Regions from separate parts of the Homo sapiens genome. Here region 2 is linked to region 1. A link is an interaction called in ENCODE POLR2A ChIA-PET data of the cell type or tissue named here. Cell type or tissue: MCF 10A. All regions are shown on one strand. Links, peaks and the distances in the headings refer to the core of each region. The heading gives the core; the rest is flanking DNA.

Region 1 (7,936 bases), core at 1,665-6,664:
TCTATAAAGAATGCAATTTTTATATAAGCAGATGTGAACTGATTCTCTGGAAAATCAAAAAGATGATCTCTTATTGAAGACATGTATGGAAAAAAATAGCCACAGTTCAAACTGATTCAGAGTTGAAATATAATTTTAATAAAAAGCAATGTTTAAATCACATGTAAATGTTTTTCATTAAATCCTAATGAGTACACACTATGTAAGTACTACAGAAAAATAAATTACAAATTCCATTTTAAGAAACAAAACTTGCATAAGTAGTTTTTGAAATGAGAAGCGTTAGTCATGTGTTGATGACATTACTTCATTACACTTTAATTAGCATTGCATAAATCATGTAAGGTTTATAAAACAATAATTTAATCTTGTAAGACAAATTTTTGTACTGTGCTGTAACATTACTCATTATGCAGCTTTAATTAAAACCTACTATTTCAGTAAATAATTCATCTATTTAAATACCAATTTTAAGATGCTTATAAATCTTCACAAATAGAAAGTTTTTCTCCCAATCTCTTAGTAGCCAAAAGTAAGAAAAGTTATAAACAGTATACACCAAAGACTTTTTTACTCTATTACATGCTCTTGGGCTGGTGATGGCATAAAAATAATAGATAATTTACATAATGCATTTTTGCAATTCAAAGTCATACACTGTTCAGATTGAAAACCTTCAGCTGAGTGTATTTTTCACCAAACAACCTTGTTTTAAATGGTCAAAGTGAGAAATATAATAATGTTTATCGTAAAAGCTGTGAAATTGCTATTGTAAAGGTATCATAGTCACAGTGCAATTCTGGAAAGCTAAAAAAAGCAATGTGGTGTAGTTATGGGTTCTGAAAATAAACATTCACCATGCTGACTTGTGATTACAGAAAAGATTTGGTACATTAGTTGCTAATGAAAGTAGAGAGAAGGAAATGGGAATTCATTTTGGAGAATAAGAAATACAAAGGGGGAGGAATAAAACCATGACAGTTCTTATGTGTGAGTGTGAAAGTGTTAAAGGGTCAGAATGATAAAGGCAGTAACATTAATAAAATCCAGAGTCCTCGCTGGATCTAGTAGGTATTTGACATATCCAAATAGAGATTTGTGAAAGAAAATTAAGAACAGCTGAACATGTATAACCAAATACATGTAATTAACCAAATAATTAAAACATAATACATATGGAGAGGGAGAACAGGCTTGTGTGAGAAACAGCAGTCAAACAGTTTGCAAGGAAGATTTCATGTGTTCAGTTTTTCAGATCAATTATCATAGTATTACGGATTGAGATATTCTTGGGGCCAGTATTCTTTCCTCTAAATATCAAAGAAAGTTATCTTCCAGGGCAAACATGTTTTTTGTTTGCTGTACATGTTGGCACCCACTTGCTCAAATACCTCCAAAGGTTTAGTACTTCCTGTAAGATAAATGTTCCTCTAATGTGTCTTTCAACTCCCGCAAACAGGCTTAACGTCATATTTTTATGAGTATTCACATTTTTCCCAATGGAAGTCCTGCATACTCCCCGTGAACTCTCCCAGATGCAGATCAACCGACATGCCTTATATATTACCTTTCCAGACACCGGAGAATGCACTCCTCTCTGCTTGTATTGTTTCTGTTCATACTTCAGATCCTTTATCGGTGAGAAGTCTTCCCTGATTATTCCAAGCTGCAGTGGGCAATTCATTCTCAATAATTCAGTAGTGTTTGTCCAAGGCCAGAAAAACGTGAGATTTACAAACTGTCCTATTTTAATGGTTAACGTTCAAGTATTATTTTTCAAGTAGAAATATAGTAATAATACTGTGGTTGATTTATAGTAATATATTAACAGTTATAAAAATTGCCAGTTATTAAAATAGATTATCAGAGAAATAAACAACTCAAGACAGTTTTAGCTAACAAGCAATTCTACATATTTATCTGTACCATTAAAGACTGCTTTTTATATTGAAAGCAATGAGTATAACAGGACTCCCCTCTTCATATTTGGTCTTCTTTAGCTTCTTCTCAAAGTCTTCTTTTTTTTTTTGAGATGGAGTTGTGCTCTTATTGCCAGCCTGGAATGCCAGGCATGATCTTGTCTCACTGCAACCTCCACCTCCTAGGTTCAAGCGATTCTCCTGCCTCAGCCTCCCAAGTAGCTAGGATTACAGGCATGCGCTGCCACACTCAGCTAATTTTGTGTCTTTAGTAGAGACGGGGCTTCTCCATGTTGGACAGGCTGGTCTCGAACTCCCAACCTCAGGTGATCTGCCTGCCTTGGCCTCCCAAAGTGCTGGTGTTACTGGTGAGAGCCACCGCACCCGGCCTCTCCTCTCAAACTCTTTTACCATTGCTAGTGCACACTTCAGCAGGAAAAACCTTGCTTTTCCTCACCCCTGGATCTTGTCTAACATTTTAGCATGTTTAGATGGAAGGTAAGATTTCAAGGCATATTGAAATATGCAAGCTTTTTCCTCTGCATTTTTTATTTATATTTGTTAGTTTATAATATTTGTTCATTTAAATAGATAATACAGGGAGTAAATACCTTCATAGGAAGGGTACATAAAAGCATAATACAAATGGATTTTGCCTTCCACATGATAATCTTTCCAACTAAATGACTTGATAGTATCGATATTTTAATAACAACTATGTGGTGACAAATGCACGTATAAGCAGGGACTGTTTGGATAAATAGGAACATAACCTCATGCCATCATGCTGTGAGAACATGTGAGGGTGCAGTCACTGTTTTTGTGACACTGCATGGGTGTGTGTATGTGGCGTGCAGGTGTGTGACACTGAGGATTGACTGCACTTTCACAAGTTCATACATATATACATATACAGATACACACAGACGCACTTTATGTATTTTAAAATTAAATAAGATATTGAATGTTCTGTTCTGTTGCTCCATTTCCCCAAAATTCCAAATATGTAGTAACTTTCATTTAAGTGATACACTGAACACTTATAGTGATAGTGATACTAATAAGACATTTTAAATGTAATATAAATGATAGTGATACTGATATTTTCAGTGTAAGCTAAATTTGGACCCATAATTTATCACTTAAAATATCTTATCAGTATCACTGTAATACAAAACTCAAATGGAAGTTACGACATATTCAGAATTGTGGGAAATGGAGCTTTAGAATATTTTCTATTTTCATCTTCCCTAAAATAAACATTAGGCCAGTATTACCACTTTCCAAAAGAAGCTACTGCTCTTAGCAGGCAATTGTTGCTAATTTTACTTATTTTAACGAGATATTATAATAATAGAAATGTCAATAATAAAGACATACATTTATTTTATCTCATTCTCTCTGTATCCATTTTTTTAATCCTTAAATGGAAATAATGGCTATCTTTCGAAAAAACAGTTATATATACACCAATGAACAAGAACAGATATTTATTTTCCTTTACTGGAGCTAAGAGACTCTTTGCAATAACATATATTAATTGAACTACATAGTTTCAGTTAAAATTGCAAATACAAGTAAACAAGAAATAGTAAGATATGTGAATAGAAATAACAGCATCAGTTGTATATGTCTAGGTACAGTGTGGTGGTAGCAACGTTAGAGTTATAGTGAAGAACTCTCCTGGTAAACATTATTTCAGTTTGGAAGGAAGTGCTATCTAGTTGAAGACTGGAATGGAGAGCATTTGAGACAGAGTAAAGCAAGTGCAAAAACATGTAGTAGAAAGAAGAATAACCAGATTAAACAACAGAAAGAATCCGAATGTAGATGGATCCAAAAACTATTGGCAGGACAACTTCTATTATATAAAGACCTTACTGTCTACACTCAAATCCTTATAAAAAGAGAAAGCTGGATAAACTGAAAATCGATGGGTTTTCTTAGACCACATGGAGAACTGATGTTGTGAGGCAAACCACCATCCTCAAATCTGGAAAGGCAGCCACATCAAGAGAGACACAGTCAAGATCTGCATATCTGGAGCCAAAAGCTAGTATGAACTCTTACATGGTAAATTTTGATAAATTACTAGAGGACAAGTAAGAACTAGCATGAGAGTCAGAAACTCTGTGTGGGCCACAGTCTTAGTGGGATCCCTCAAGCTTTCACAGGCTTTCTCTCCAGGAACATGATCAGATTTCCACGGAGAAGACAACCCCTCATGGCTCTGTCTGAGAGGGGATATAGTAATCACTGTGAAATACACCCAAAGACCATTAAAACAACAACAAGAACAAAAACCTTTACAGAGAAAGACTTTTCCAGAACTTTAGACCAGCTTAGGGCATTGCTTCCACATCAGCTCCCTCCAGCCTTCCACTGTCTGCTATTGCGTAGCGGGGAGCAAAATTAGTGCGAGTCAGGGCTTGAAGAAAGTAGATCAGGTTGCTGTTGTCACTGAATAGAGAAAAGAGCAGGAGGTTAAAAAGAAAAAACAGCTATATCACTGAATAAATATTTGTGAATGCCACAGCCCGGAGACACAGGCCCACTAAATGACCAAGATTTCATCAGAACTATGATTAATATGTTTCAGGCTCTAAAGGAAAAAGTAGCTGGAAAATCTACTATATGGAAAATTTTGTATGCCTTCTAATATAAAGGATATACCAAAACAGGTGGGTAATGTAAGAAGAAAAGATGGGAAATGTAAGAAAGCATAAGAAAGAATTACCAGAAATTTTTAAAAACAAAAACAAAGTAACAGAAATAAACAATGTGTTTGATAGGCTTTTCAGTAGATTAGATCCAGCCAAGAATAAAAACAGTGATTATGAAAATAGTTCTAGAGAAACTTCCAAGCAGATGCTGTCGCAGGATCTTTGGGGTGTTGCTTCACCGGCCAGAAACTTCTGTGGCCAGCGGTGCCTTCTGCTTGAGTATTGCTTGTGCCTGCTGGGCTCATTCCGCCCACTCAGCCCAGTAGGCTGCGCTCCGCTTACACTATCAGCCCAGATCCCACAACTGCCAAGGGCAAGCCAGGCCTACAGCAGCGAGGGGTGTATGGTCGAGCCAGCGCAGGGTCCAACCACTGCACACTGCCAGGCACATTTGGCTGCTGCAGCGGGGCAGGCAGCTGCAGGCACTGGCACAGGTGCCAGCTCCATATGAGGCTACAGCTGGACCAGATGTACTGCATGCAGCTTCTGCTGCAGACACCCATATCTGGAAGAGGGGAGCAAGGTGGTGCCAGGAAGCCTAGAGATGCCAGAAACCGCAGAGCCCAAAGTGAGTGTCACAGCCCTGACTCAGGGAGTCCCTAGGTCTGGGCTCCGCAAAGGACCACAGCTCTTCCCTCCTTCTAGAGGCTCACAACCTGGCAAGCAGGGGATGTGTTTCAGCCCTATTTGTGTTACACCTCTTTCAGTCCTGCCACTCAGTGGGTCTCAAGTTCTTGGCCTGAATCCAGGAAGAATGGGGTATGTGGATAACTGGAGGGTGAGCAAGGCAGAGAGGAGCTTCACTGAGTAACAGAACAGCTCTCAGGAGACCTGAAGTGGGTAGTTCCTTTATGCAGGCAGGTTGTCCCAACAAGTGTCCAGCTCTCAGCAAATAGGAAGCCTGCAGTGCATAGCTCTTTATCACAGTTAGGTTTTCCCAACAAGTCGAGGAGAACTGAAGTGGGTAGCTCCTTCCCACCGCTGGTAGTCCTGACATCTGTGTGAGTCTGGCTGAGTCCAGAGGTTTTTATGGGCTCAGAAGGGAGTAAGTATGTGATGATTGGTCCATGGGTGGCCATGGATGGGCCCAGAAAAAGCACCGTAGGTTCTCACTCCAGGCCCACACTCCATCTGCAACTGGCAGCCCAAGATTCAGGCCGTCCCTGGCCAGAAGGTGGGATTTCACCAGGGATCCACCCCTTTCTGCCCAGGAATCTCTGCCTCTGCCATCAACATGCTGTCCACAGCACCCAGGCTGTTCATGCTGAGGGATGCCTGCAGGCCTGCGCTGAGCTGCCTTCAGCTCCCCCAGCCTCCCTCCTGCACTTATTGGTACCCAAAGTCCAGAGGGGGCCAAGGTGGCAAGAGGCTGGCATGTGAGTGCCACCTTGAGTGTGCACACACCTGGCCGAGTCGTGACAGTGCCTGGGCTCAGCTTCAACTTTGCTCCAAAATCAGAGTGGCCGTCAGGAGTGGAGAAGAATGGGAGCAGGTGCTTCTGGGCCTGCAGGGGCAGAGGGGCTTTCCGGGCTCCTGAGAGCTCAGTGATACCCGGGTCTGGAGCCATGGTTGGGTAGCTGCATCTATGCCTAGAAGCACAGGGCTCTATCCCTGCCAACCTGGTCAGGCACAAAGCTCCCCCCATTTCTGGTTCCCACTGGCTGCAAGGGGAACACAGCCCCATCCACGCCTCCCCCATTGTAGCTGGCATCCCCTCAGTGGCTGCTTCATATGTACAGCCACTGCCATCAATGTTATGAAATTTAAAGACAGATTTCCATTTTCCTCACTATTTCTATATGTTTTTATTAAATATTTATTTATTTATTTATTTCCGAGACAGAGTCTTGCTCTGTTGCCCAGACTGGAGTGCAGTGGCACAATCTTGGCTCACTGCAACCTCCGCCTCCCGGGTTCAAACAATTCTCTTGCCTCAGCCTCCCAAGTAGCTGGGATTACAGGTGCACACCACCATGCCCAGCTAATATTTGTGTTTTTAGTAGAGATGGGGGATTCACCATGTTGGCCAGGCTGGTCTTGAACTCCTGACCTCTTGATCCACCTGCCTTGGCCTCCCAAAGTGCTGGGATTACAGGTGTGAGCCACCGTGCCCCGCCTGAATTTTCTAAATAAATAACTTTTATATCAGCATAAACTCACGGATACTTATTTTATTCTGTGGATTATAACCCAATAGTACTGTCATTTATTTTATTTTCAAAACTTAAATATAGATGTTTTGAACAATAAAATAAATGACCCTGGCATATTATAGTCTATGCAATTGTAAATTTTTACAAAGATGACATAAAATATGGAATACTCCTACCAAGAAATAGGACACAACATTCAAGAAGTACCCTCCAGAATTCCATCCTCTGCAAGTGTAACTAGTATTCTGTCACCTAAGAGTATGACTGAATATCTTTTCCTTCTTTTTTTGTTTTATTTTTGTTGTTTAGTTGTAAGTTGTATTCTTTGGAATATAAATTTATTTCACTCAACATAGCAAATGTATTTGTTAAAAATTTCTCAGTATTCTTCATTAAAATTTTTGAGGCCTCTTAAGTCTATATTGATACATACTTTTTTATTTCTAATATTAGTAATTTGTGTTTTCTCTCCTTTGTTCTTATGAACAGTCTAATGGCTTATCAATTTTATTGATATTTCCAAGGCAGTAACATTTAAATTTTAGTTTTTTACTATTACACATTTGTTCTTCATATCACTGGTTTCTGCTGTTATCTTTACTATATTTCCTTTTAATATCCTTAGGCTTTATACAAGCTTTTCATTTTCTTGCCTCTAATTATGCAAGCTTAAATTGTTTCATGTTAGACAGTCTTTTTATATGTTAATTTAAGGCAATACTTTTTTTACTAAATACTGCTTTAGCTACATCTTACAAGTCTTAATATAGCATATTTTCCTCATCTTTTAAAGTACTTTCCTATTTCCAGTGTGATTACATCTTTGGCCCTTGGGTTGTTTAGTAGTCTATTACTTAATTTCCACATTGTTGGCCTTTTCTGGTTTTATTTATGTAATTTATTTTCATTTTAATACTACTGCGATTGGAAATATACACTTAATGATTTAATTGTTTAGGACTTGATATAGGATTTGAAATTTTATAAATTTGCATATGTTCTTGAAAAGAACATACATTCTGTAGTTGTTTAATATGGTGGTTCATATTTGTCAATTAAGTCAAATTTGTTAATTATGTTACACATATTAACTATAGATTCACTGATTTTTTGTATTTTTTGGCTACTGACAGAGAAGTGT
Region 2 (7,936 bases), core at 1,520-6,519, 150 kb before region 1:
ATTTACACACAAGAACATATGGAAACAACAAAAATAACCCTGGGGCAGACCAGAGTGGCTACTTTTGGAAACAAAAGATGGAAAGGGAAATTGAGATTAAACAAAAAATATAATAAGAGGATTAAATTTCAACCCTCAAATGAATAAATTTGCTGAAACTCAAAATCAAAATACTTCTAAGATAATAATTAATAAATTCTACTGAACGCAGTGGAGAAAACAATGAATTGTATCTGGAAATGTAAGTAAAATCTTACCAGTTGAGCGTTCCTAAAGAAAGGTCATATACTAGTTAAATTCCACCATCTTGTCTCTTAGAGTGCTGAGATCTTATCTGGAAGCTGCTGATCACCAGCTTCCCGTGTTTTCTAAAGCTGCTGATCACCAGCTTCAGGTGTTTTCTATCTGTTGGGAGACTGCCTTTCACCGGTACCAGCTGGAATCAATTATTATGTTAGAGAGGCAGTTTAACAGCTGCCTGACCATCACCTGATGCTCTCTTGACATTCCTGGTATGTGTGGGTGGGCTTCTCCTGCCCTGCTCATGTCTGCCTACCTACTCTAACAGAAAGAATGGTTTTACAATCAACTGTATATGAGGCTATACCATCAATATTGAAATATGCTACATAAATAATATATAAATGTCCAGCTTTGAGGGAATTATTTCGTCTTGCAAGTCTAGACTGATTCATTGTTTTTCAATGAGCAGGCACAGGACTTCATAGAAAAGGAAGTTCTGGAACTCTTGTTATCCATAGCCTTTTCAGTTCATCAAAATTGAGTCAATCATTATTCTAGTTTTTTATGGCTTTAATCTTGCTGCTTATTCTCACTTTTTCTTCAAAGGAGCCACACGATCTTCTTTGTTATAACTCTGACTCTCCTAACTCCTGATGCAATACCTAAGGCCTCCTCTGTTTCCTGGATTAACTGGAATGTCAATTTTAATATTATCCTCAGTTCAGACCTGCTAATTTGAAGTCAGATGGCAAAATGTTTTATATACAAATTTTTTAGTGTATATGTTATTGAAGCTAAGGTTGGTTAAAAATGTATTTATTTGGCATATAATTAAAATGTTTAAAAATAATAATGCATGAAAAGTTACCTGTTTTTTAAAGGATTTCTGAGAAATATACATATATTTATACTTACTATGTTTTTATAACCATACGTAGTATTTTAACAAAACAAATATAATAAAAGTTCGATAACATTATTAGCATTACTACTATAAAGATATAGTTATAAAAATAATTAAAATATTCTAACATTGTAACTGTGTTTTAATATTTTCAGTGTATGTTAGCATATAGTTTAATGTGATACATACTTTACACTTTGATACATACAGAAGCATTCTATAGCACAGAGTAAAACCTTTACTTTTTTTTACACATCCACAACAGTTCTTGAGTCATCTAAGTAGAATAAAAAGCCACCTGCCAACATTCTTTGTGTATAAACACGCTTTAACTTTGTAACTCATCTGTCTGCCTACAGTCACGTCTACATCTAAGCAGCCATGCAGTGGAGAACTTGAGAGTGAAAGGCCATTCGACTTCAAACCCCAGTGGAACATGACTCAGCACAAAATGTAATATAGGCCACAAAAAATAATTGAGTTGACTGTGACATACGCTTTTCTTTTTGCAAGGAACCACATTAGACTGCCTGCTCATACTACTTTTCTATTTTATTTTCACAGTTTTGGTTTTAGTACCAATCTGCATATAATCATCACACAATTGTGATGCTTAATTTTTTTCTTCCAACATAACTCTCCACCCTATCCTGCATCTTTCCTCACTTTGCATATAATTATGTTTCTTCCTGACTAATTTACAGATATGTTGAATTCTAATTCTATTCAGGAGTAACTATGCATGGCATGATATATTATTTTTCAAGTCTGCTCACCCTGTAAACTTATTATACAAAAAGAGTAAAATGATGACTACCTTTTAGAAATATTTCATATTGCCATGGATGAATTTTCCAAGACTATGAACATTATCCACTCCTCTTATTCATTCTTAATAAGATTATACTCTCTTATTAGCTAAGCAAAATTCATTTCCTATAGCTAATATACATCAGTTGATCACTTGCTATTTCAAGCTTAGATGATCATTTCCTATAGCTGATATTCATTGGTTGACCACTCGCTGCATCATTTCCTTGAACTATTAACTATTATCAGAATGAATTTACAAATAATCATATAGTTGAATAATACGTATTAGACTTTCCTTTTCTGTTTGTAAATAACAGAGATAAGATATTGTGTTGGGAAAGAGCTAGAATAAATGTGAAAATAACTGGTTAAACTACTTGCTTTTATAAAACTGCTTGACCATAAGTGACTGAGTAGATTTAGCTGGTAAATTGAGAATTATATTCACATTACATATGGGTTATCCATGAGTTAGATTGTTCCAATGTAGTTAAATGGAAAGAGGTAGATACTCTGGCAGAGTTCTCAGATATTTAAATTTTATTTTCTGTCAGATGGAATCAATGCTGACAAATTCAAAGGAATTCTGTTAGAGCGGGGTAAGATATCATCTATAAAATGCATAGCATACTGTGTGGCACATGGTAGAATATACACATATTAACTTTCTCATTATAATTGTAGAATATTAAAGAGTTTTGTTATTGTTACTCTTGTGCTTTTTGTGTTCATTTTTATTATTTAATCAACCTCTTTGAAGTAATAATTCATTTTTGTAATATTATTTTTCCATAAGTTCCAAGAAAGAAACAGGAGTCCACAGGGGTATTTTGACAAGGAGACTCACTGGGGGCAGGTACTACAGGGAGAATGGGTTGAAATGAATGAGATCAATGTCACAGATGTCTAAAGGAAGGAGGTTGCAAAGTTGTTCAATATGGAATATTTTTTCAACATAAATGCTGGGTATTGTGTAATATGATATTTCCTTGTAACCTCATAAAACATTAGTGATAAGAAAGAAATTAGTAAATGCATACAGAAATGGGATTGCTTATGTATACCAATTAAAGACTAAATAGCAGGCATTTCAGTGTAAACAATACTGGTGAGGAAAATCTGACAGCTAAGAATTTTTTGTTGTCGTTAGTAGCTCATTATGCTAAAATAAATCTCTTTAATTGGATGACTTTTTATTCTGGATAACTTAAGTTTTATTTTATTGGAAAATGTATAACTGATACAGCATAATGGTTAAGTACATGGGTACTAAAGAGAGATTGCAGTGACGGGGGAAGGGAGAGTCTATTCCTGGCTCTGCCACTCATTAACTGTCATCCCTTGGCCGTGCTACTTATTATCTTTGCCTCAGAACTCTTCTGAAAAACCAGGATAATGATACTACCTGTCTCGTAGGATTGTTTTAAAGATGAAATGTGTAAATATTCATAAAGCCCTCACGATGATGACTGGGGAATATTAGGCGCTGAAAGCTCCTATTTATTGGGAAAACCAATATTAACAACATTCATATCTGCACTAAATCCTCATTGAAATATGGGCTAACTAAATGCCTACAAAAAAGACTGCTGAGTAGAAATGTGGTCATAAAGTTAATTATCAATGAGTAAACAATTTATAATGATGAAGATAATAAATGTAATGTCATCACACTGAGGAAAAAAACAGTAGTCTTTACTTAGTAACTAGTACAATTATGAGTTTCTAACCTCACCGGATTTTTTCAGACTTTTTATCAACTTTTCGATGGTAACTTGAATGAGCATGTAAAAGTATGCTACAGAATAATGGAGAGGATGGAAATTAAATGGCAGTCTTACTCTTAGAGTTCAGAAACACACTTTGAGACATGAATGTGAGTGCAGATGGTTTATGTGGTAATCATGAAGAAAAGGAGAAATGAGAGAGATAAGGGGAGATAATCAATACAGTGTGCCTCCATGAGAAATTTACTGCTGTGGTAAACCTGGGCCCAGTCCCACTGGGGACCTTTAGAAATGTATTTAGAAGCCAACTTAGTGCTTGTCCACCTAAGAGTTGAAAGATCTGAGGTATCTGTCTACCAAGTCCACCCCATCACTCTCCCCACATGGTAATTTTCTAGCTCCTGCGGCTTGTCCTGTGTTTGACCAGACCTGCCCCTGCAGCCAGAGGCTGTACTCAGCAGAATCTGCCACTTGTTTTGTAAGAAAGAGCTTCTACTCCAGGCAAGATCCTTGGGTTCAGGCAAGATGGATGCCTGAATTGGCCTCATACTTTGGACAGCAGTGCATATCACAAACTCCTTAACACAAAGAATTAATTTTTCCTTTGGGGGCTCATATGAAAAATTTTTTGAACTTTGGTAACCTTTAAGCATGAGAGGTTTGGTATGGAATTCTGTGTGAGTGGAACTGAGCCCTCCCTGTCAGGGATGTGAGATTGACAGCACAGAAGTGAATGAGCAGGAAAAAAAATCACAGCCACTCTGTGAAGCCAGAGGATGAATATGTGTGGCTTCTTTTGCTGAACAGTGCAAATAAAAATAATTCATGGGAATAACAGGAAAGATGTTACCCAGTTCCAGACAATGCCTATGAGAAGAGGAATGGAATTTGTAGGAAAGAGAAATATGTTACTGGACTTGGAAACTTGAAAATAAAAAGGAACAAGCTACTATTTGGACAAGATATGTGTTGGGAAGATTTCAGGTTTGTCTGTGATTGTGGTAAGGCATTACAGCTGAGAGGTTTTAAAGTATCATGTTGGAATTAATTTAACATCTCCAGGCCAAAAGAAATGGAGCTTTTTTTAAGGAAAAATAATAATAATATAAGAGAGAAGGCAGAAAATACAGAATTTAGTTTTTGAGGTTATGGGTCATGTGGCCCAAAGAACTACATGTTTGGAAGTCAAAGTGATATTAAGAATAGTTCCAGTAATACACATAACTTGGAAAAATTAAATCTATGAAGAGTTGAAAGAATTCAAGATTAATTTCTGAGATTTTAATGGCACTGTATATTAGGCAGTTGGGATTGGGCAGGAAAGTGTGGATGTTTGCCAAAACAGAATGTAAATTTGTAGCTAGAGGTGGGGTGCAGTGAAAATTACTGAAGGAGCTGAAGTTGGAAGGGCTAAGATGGTGGGAACAGGGCTTGGAGCCAGGGGGAAAGCAAGACACAAGCCAGAGCTGAAAGAAGAGTGGGAATGGAGCCAAGGCTATTATTAAGACAGTAGAATGGAAGTTTCAGAGAGATGGGAAGGAAAGAGAGATGAGACTCAAATACAGCATTAGGGACTACACCATGGAAAGGGGTGGGAAAACAAGCCACAGTTATACAAACCATATGAGGTTCATTTTTCTAATAAGTAGACTTAAAGATACATGTAACAAAAATTAAAACAAAAAGGCCTAGGACAGACTTTCCTTCAGCATATAAACTGAGCATTCAATGGCCAACTGTAGAGGAAAGGCATACAGTTCATTCATCTATCATAGCTTTGTTTGCCATGATTTCATGTCTGTTTTTTCATTGTTTTATCTTTTTTGGATAATAAACACTTTTTTTTATTTGAGATGGAGTCTCGCTCTGTTGCCCAGGCTGGAATGCAGTGGTGCAATATCCACTCACTGCAAGCTCCACCTCCTGGGTTCACACCATTCTCCTGCCTCAGCCTCCTGAGTAGCTGTGACTACAGGTGCCCGCCACAATGCCTGGCTAATTGTTTGTATTTTTAGTAGAGACAGGGTTTCACCATGTTAGCCAGGATGGTCTCGATCTCCTGACCTCATGATCCACCTGCCTCAGCCTCCCAAAGTGCTGGGATTACAGACGTGAGCCACCATGCCCGGCCAAATAGTAAACATTTTTAACAACTTCTATCACATGTTCAATTTTTATACTATTGCATTTGCATAAAAAAGAAGAAATTAAAAAATGCACTAGATAAGAATGTAGTGGAAAATCAGTGTTAGGGAAAAGAGAGCAAGTTTTTTATGCTACCATCCATTTTTCCTGTTAAATTAATTAAAAGGAGGCTGCCAGCCTAAAGCTGTCTCTGTACTTTGAATTACTAAATAACAAACTGAAAACTATTTTAGTGTGTAAACAAACTAAACCCTAATTTAAGAGTATATTTTGTAATAAACTGCTGAATTTTAGCCAATCACAGGCAGTCAGTTGATCAGACCATGACCAAATAAGACAAATGCCTCATCACACCATGCCCAAGTAAGGGAGATGTATAGATGTAGCCAGTCAGGTGGTTTCTGTACTTTGCTTCCATGCTCACCCTATAAAAGCTTGCTGCTCATGCTGCTGGGCAGTGTTCTCTGAACCTCTTCTGGTTCTGGCTGTTGTCTGATTCATGAATTGTTCAACGCTCAAATAAAATCTGTTAAATGTAATTTGTCTAAAATTTATCTTTTAACATTTCTCACATTGGAATTCCTTGCCAAGGAAGTTAGACACACCTAGATGAAAGTACAAAGGGGAGACCAAGTACCAATTTAAATATAGCTGAGCAAGCACTCAATACTCCCTGTTTTGGAGAAAATTCAGTTTGAAAAGCTAGCTGAGTTGAAGACACTTGCATGAGTTTTTCTTTTTCTGAATCTAAGTTTCGAATTTTATGAAAAAAATCCATAAAACGTTTCTGGAAATCCGGAGTGAGATTTGGAGAATCTGTTGACCACATCCATTCCTGAAGCAAAGGAAGAGAGAGAGAGATCTAGGTAGCTGATTTTTAAAAAGAATAACCATGTGAACCAATTTTATCTGTTTAGATAGTGACTTGGTACTTAAACAATCAATTTTAAATGTATCTTTTCTTAGGGGAGGTGGCAAGCCTCTTAAGGCAGCAAGCAAAGCAGGGCCAGATGAAGGAAACAAAATAGGAGCTTAAAGTCCAGCAATACAATATTCATTCATGTATGTATTTATGCATTTAATAAATATTTATGAAGTGTCCATATGTGCCAAACATTTTCTTTTAGTTGCTGGGGACCAGATTCATTAGAAGCCAAGACAAGTCTCTATATAGGGAGAGTTTTCAACTCTAGTGGAAACCAACAAGCAAAAAAAGAAAATATCAGATATTGGAATATGCTATGTAGAAAGTGACTGACTTTCATGGAAGAGTGATAAGAAGACTTCCTTAGGTAGAACAGACACATAGCCTACTCCGAGGGTGTGGAAGTTTAGCTGATTCCTCAATGCTAAGCCAGCTAAAACATATACGAAGAAAGTATAGCAGGCAAAACAGTCAGCAAATTTAAATATATTATGATGAAGGAAAAGTTTTATTTGTTTTAGAAAGAGGAAGACAGCCAGAGCAAGAGGAATTCAGTAGCTTGAGGGGAAAGTAATGAGACATGGTTTCGTAAGAGTTGGCAAGAGCCTCAGAGGGCCCAGAAGAAAAGAGTGCCAACTGTCTACTTCATTCTAAGTTCATTGGGAAGCCTTTTTGAGTTTTAACCAGGTAAACAACACGGACTTCTATTTATAATCATTGGAATATGTGGACACCATGTACAAATAGATTCATCAAGCTGAGAAATTGATTTTTTATTAAAAAATACACAATTCATTTCAGAGCATGTCTTAACTCATTTATAATAGTATTAACAAAGATGTAAGTTAATGTTCATAACAATTTTAGGAAATGAGGAAAAAAAGAGTAACCATTTCAAAATGGTGTTTTGCTAGTCACTGCTTGTTTGCTTGGAAACCTCACTTTCCCCCAACTCTGCTCTGAGTTTCAAGGGATGACCCTTGTAAACTGTATTTCCTGGTTCCACTGGGAACTATCTTTCAGTTAAATTTCATCACTGGGATGCTCTGGAAGGAGACTGGAGGACAAAAGGTGAAGGAAGCCAAGGCACTATCTCCCTCTTCACTTCAGGTGACACCTCTGGCAGTGACTACATGCCCTCTCTGAGAAGCAACTGCTAGCTTTAGAATCCACCAGGCA

The links. Peaks named below come from ENCODE experiments on the same cell type or tissue, not always from the same donor. Only the 100,000 strongest peaks of a DNase experiment are listed, where the experiment ranks them.
Region 2: POLR2A ChIA-PET joins it to region 1 with 6 read pairs; 2 of 35 experiments call an interaction of 5 or more read pairs at or near these places.

The regions. Positions count from the first base shown.
Region 1 is chr13:85,506,151-85,514,086 of GRCh38, reverse strand. All of the region lies in intron 1 of LINC00351 (long intergenic non-protein coding RNA 351), which reads right to left. Among named protein-coding and RNA genes, the nearest start is that of LINC00351, 150 kb to the right of the region's middle. In MCF 10A, for the core only: no CTCF peak of the experiment used is centred there; DNase peaks (open chromatin) are centred at 4,356 and 4,856.
Region 2 is chr13:85,659,082-85,667,017 of GRCh38, reverse strand. No RefSeq gene overlaps it. Among named protein-coding and RNA genes, the nearest start is that of SLITRK6, 140 kb to the left of the region's middle. RefSeq lists an enhancer at 1,029-2,228. In MCF 10A, for the core only: no CTCF peak of the experiment used is centred there; no DNase peak of the experiment used is centred there.